2 separate regions of the Homo sapiens genome follow, and region 1 is linked to region 2. Evidence: read pairs that join two places in POLR2A ChIA-PET (ENCODE). Cell type or tissue: Panc1. All regions are shown on one strand.

The links. Peaks named below come from ENCODE experiments on the same cell type or tissue, not always from the same donor. Only the 100,000 strongest peaks of a DNase experiment are listed, where the experiment ranks them.
Region 1: POLR2A ChIA-PET joins it to region 2 with 7 read pairs; 2 of 35 experiments call an interaction of 5 or more read pairs at or near these places.

Annotation. Positions count from the first base shown.
Region 1 is chr17:74,189,694-74,192,193 of GRCh38, reverse strand. No RefSeq gene overlaps it. Among named protein-coding and RNA genes, the nearest start is that of RPL38, 13 kb to the left of the region's middle. In Panc1, no CTCF peak of the experiment used is centred here; no DNase peak of the experiment used is centred here.
Region 2 is chr17:73,420,016-73,422,515 of GRCh38, reverse strand. It overlaps SDK2 (sidekick cell adhesion molecule 2), which reads left to right. Exons shown (of 45, transcript NM_001144952.2): 15 at 82-229. Among named protein-coding and RNA genes, the nearest start is that of SDK2-AS1, 92 kb to the left of the region's middle. In Panc1, no CTCF peak of the experiment used is centred here; a DNase peak (open chromatin) is centred at 1,412.

The DNA.
Region 1 (2,500 bases), 770 kb before region 2:
GGGGGCTATGCAAGGGCGTGACATGCTCAGAGGCCTGCAGACAGGGGTGTGTTGGCAAATGTTTAAAATCCAGATTTCTTTCATTCTTTTTATTTTTTTTTTTGTGACGGAGTCTTGCTCTTGTCACCCAGGCTGGAGTGCAGTGGCGCGATCTTGGCTCACAGCAACCTCTGCCTCCTGGGTTCAAGCAATTCTGCCTCAGTCTCCCGAGTAGCTGGGATTACAGGTACCTGCCATCACGCCTGGCTAATTTTTTGTATTTTTAATAGAGATGGGTTTTACCATGTTGGCCAGGCTGGTCTGGAACTCCTGACCCCAAGTGGTCCACCCGCCTAGGCCTCCCAAAGTGCACGGTGTGAGCCACCGTGCCTGGCCTAAAATCCAGATTTCTGACCAAAAAAAAAAAAAAAAAAAAAAGCCAGAAAACCTTAACTGTGGCATTTGCTGATTCCTGTGGTGTAAATACTCTCACCACGGCTGATTTCAAGCTGCCAATTGCCTTGCAAAACTTTTGAGTATGTACAAAGCAGCTCTCACAAGCTGGGTGCTGGTATGAACCACTTCCAGCATGCCACAGCATCAGGTCATCTGTCATTGCCAAAATGCAGAGGCACTTGGGGAGGATAGGAGAAGAGGCTGGAGAGGTGGACTGAGAGAGGACTGGGAAGGGTTTGAACGTCACATTTGGGAATTTGAGCTTTAACATGAAGCAGCAAACGCCCAGACCCTGATTGGGTGGCTCTGGGTATATGTGTGAGCAAACAGTTGTCCTGCTGTTTGCTTTTCTGTTGTGCCCTGGCCGTCCCTTAAGCTGGTCCTCTGAATAACTCCAAGGGGCCTGTGTGGACTAGGTAGTAGACCTGGAGAAATGTGCACAGAATGTGAGGTGCATTGTTTTCTAATAGGGAGGGAGAAGGTGAGTTCTAGCTCACCCCAGGCAGCTGCACTGTGAGGCCATCCCTCATCTTAATGGGCTCATCCAAATCTCGTTTGCTAATGAGGAATTTAATGGTCACAGACTGACAAGCGAGGAGAAACGGGAAGGTCATTATGAAAATGAAGTATGTAGCTAAATACCACCTCACTTCCATCCCACCAGCCCACCCCTGTGTGCCAGCCTAGAGCGGGTAGGTTGGTGGGAGAAACAGGGACTGGCTTGATCTCAGCTTGAAACTGGGCTCCAGGCTGGGCCTGTGGGTCAGCACCACGGACAGGGCCAGCACTGTTCTTCAAAGTCCTGTGGGCTGGAATGCTTTTTCCTTTTTGCTCCCAGCCAGTTTGTTTGACCAAGACTCAGATGGGGTGTCACCTTCCCCTGCAAACCTTGCACACAGCCCCACATGGATGAGGGCCACAGTGTTTACATGACTTCTGCACATTCTCATAGTGCCTATGCCATGGTGCTAAAATGATACATTTCCTTGGCTGTTTTCCCTGCTAGCTTCTGAGTAACTTGAGTGCAGAGTCTGTACCATTCTCTGCACGTCTGGAATGCTGACCAAATGCCCGGTATTGTGAAAGACATAGGAAGAGAATTTCTGAGACTAAATGAATGAACTAGTGAACAAATGAGTAGGTAGAGGAGTGAAGGAACGAATGCATGAATAATGGGTTTGATGAAACCATCAATAGCAATGGAACCATAGGCCACGCTATTGAAAGGGAGGGTAAGGATCTGGATTCAAAAGAAACATCCCATCCCTTAGATTGCATACACAAGCCAGGCAGAGGGAAGTTAGAACAGAGATTTCCAGAAATCTCCACATCCACTCCTACATCCTCCCATCGTACAGGGCTGTTCATAATAAAACTACATATCCCAGCACTCTTTGCAGTCATTTGTGACCATGTGACTAACTTATGACCAATGGGGTGTAAGGAGATGTGTAAAGGGAGCTGGCATCTGTTCTCTGTTGCTGTAATGGAATATCTGAAACTGGGTAATTTGTAAAGAAAACACATTTATTTCTTACAGTTCTGGAGGCTGAAAGGTTCAAGGTCAAGGGACTGCATCTGGTGAGGGCCTTCTTGCTCATTTGGACTCTATATGGAGTCCCGAGGCAGCACAGGGCATCACAGGGTGAGAGGACAAGAAAAAACAGCCAAACTAACTTTTGTAACAGCCCTCTGGTGATAACTAACCCATTCCCAGGATAACTCATTAACCCGTGAATTTATCCCTTGTGACTCAATCACCTCTTAAAGGCCCACCTCTTAATACTGTTCCACCGGAGATTAAGTTTTAACATGAGTTTCGGCTTGAGTTTCAAAGGGGACAAACACTCAAAGCATAGCACATGTCCTTTTCCTTCCCTTCCTCCTCCCTGTTGGCTGGATGGTGGGAGTGATGGCTGGAGCTGAAGCAGCCGTCTTAGACTTGGAAGCCAGGCAACAACATGATAGAAGTGTGGGTCTTTTGATGACAGTGGGCTCCTCTCCTCATCCACCATGGAAGAGCTCAGTTGCATCTCACCTTGTGCTCAGTAGCCTGAGAAGGACG
Region 2 (2,500 bases):
ACCCTGCTGGGAGTGGGGAGTAAGAAGCATGCTTCATCCCACCCAAGATACCCACTTCTGCCCCACTCACTGTCCCTGCAGATGCCCCCTGGACTGTACTCCTGGCCAGTGTGGACCCCAAAGCTACCTCAGTGACAGTCAAGGGCCTGGTTCCTGCACGCTCCTACCAGTTCCGTCTTTGTGCCGTCAACGACGTGGGGAAAGGACAGTTCAGCAAAGACACCGAGAGGTGAGGGCACTGGCGCTCTACAGGGGCGTCGCCAGGACTCCAACAGGCAGGGGCTGCAGCCGAAACCGATGTGGCAGATTCTGGCTCAGCTCCTCCTGGCCCCCTCTAGGCTTCCGCCTCTGTAGAAGGGGAGAGCAATCCTGATGAGTGCCTCACCAGGATGTTGCAAAGGTTAAATGGGGTGCTCTGAGTAGGGCACTGGGGAACGCGGTGAGCACCAACCAAATGTAGTCATCCCAGTTACTGGGAGCTGTGCAAGCAAAAAGGCTCACCTCCTTCCACTCCACATCCGCATGGGCTGCTGTCATTGTTAAATGGATGCAAAATTCCAGAGATACAGGATCTACACAGATCTCCATATCCATGTCTTGCACGACGCCAGGCCCTGCTAGGGTTCCCGCAAAGCTTTTATAAAATGATGGAAATTGCTGGGCACGGTGGCTCACACCTGTAATCCCAGCACGTCAGGAGGCTGAGGCGGGCGGATCACCTGAGGTCAGGAGTTCGAAACCAGCCTGGCCAACATAGCAAAACCCAGTCTCTACTAAAATATGAAAATTAGCTGGGTGTGGTGGTGGGCGCCTGTAATCCCAGCTACTCGGGAGGCTGAGGCACAAGAATCCCTTGAATCAGGGAGGCAGAGGTTGCAGTGAGTCGAGATCCAGCCTGGATGACAGAGCAAGACTGTCTCAAAAAAAAAAAAAAAAAAAAAAGATGGAAATTGAATAAAAGCTGCAGATGCTTCATATAAAAACATCACACGGTGATACCCATCTATGTAGAAGGAGAATTCTATCCTCTCCAGCTCCGTAGAACAAGCAGCCACCTCTAGCAAGAAAGATGTCATGGGAGAGGTCAGAACAACCGTGATACAAATCACGTGCGCAAAGCCTTGCACTTGGCTCTTTGAAAGACGCCTGGGGCTTAAATCAATCATGGTGGTTTTGCCACAGTTGCAATGAGCTTGGGTCTCTCTGGCTTGTACTAAGGTAGCACCACTGGGGTCAAACAATCTCACGGGAGGGAGCAGTGGCAGGTGGCAGCCCGTGTGGAGAGCAGTTACAGGGGGATTTACATACTCACTGTTTACTGAGCAGCTACCGTGTGCCATGCCACGTTTGGACCACTGGAGGGAGGACAGGGAATGAACAGACATAGCCCCAGTGCATCTGGAGATACACAATCCCAACAACAGAGAGGCTGAAAGTGTAGGGGAAGCTACCCTGCAACTTCTCCTGCCCTGCGGCTGCACCGCATCACACTGACTCACCTTCCTAATGTACCTTCATGCAAACCGCCCTGAGTCACCAAGAAAAAGGCCAAATCCTCACGCTTGTAATCCCAGCACTTTGGGAGGCTGAGGGGGGCGGATCACTTGAGGTCAGGAGTTCGAGACCAGCCTGGCCAACATGGTGAAACCCCATCTCTACTAAAAATACAAAAATTAGCCAGGCATGGCGGCACGTGCCTGTAATCCCAGCTATTCAGGAGGCTGAGACAGGAGAATTGCTTGAACCCGGGAGACGGAGGTTGCAGTGAGGTGAAATCGTGCCACCGCACTCCAGCCTGGGGGACAAGAGTGAAATCTTTCCTCAAAAACAAAAAAGAAAAAGGCCAAATCACCCTTACCCCAGCCTCTACAAAAACACAGGAGCGGGCCAGGTGCAGTGGCTCATGCCTGTAATCCCAGCACTTTGGGAGGCAGAGGCAGGTGGATCACCTAAGGTCAGGAGTTCAAAACCAGCCTGGCCAACATGATGAAACCCCGTCTCTACTAAAAATATAAAAATTAGCCAGCCCTGGTGGCAGGCACCCATAATCCCGCTACTCTTGAGGCTGAGGCAGGAGAATTGCTTGAACCCGGGAGGCAGAGGTTGCAGTGAGGTGAGATCATGCCACTGCATTCCAGCCTGGGCGAAAGAGCAAAACTCTCTCAAATAAAACACGGGAGCGAGCAGCATGCTTAGGAAAGCTATCCATCAAAAAGCAAAAACATAAACAAAAAGGGAAAGTCATCCATCAAAAATAATTAACTTTTGTTTGGAGTGGACACGTGTCCGTGATGTGAAAAGTACACTTAGGCAGAACACAGCATCCCCCAGCAATGCCAGAGAAAGACGTGCTGTCGCGCTTGGCTCCCCGAGGCAGGGTGGGTGTCCTTGGCTCTCTCCCTCACACGCCATGCCCGCCCTGCTCCTGCCTGGGGCTCAGCTGGCCAGCAAAGGAGGCCTAGTTAAGGTACACCAGCAGCTGACCAGTGGGATGTGACCA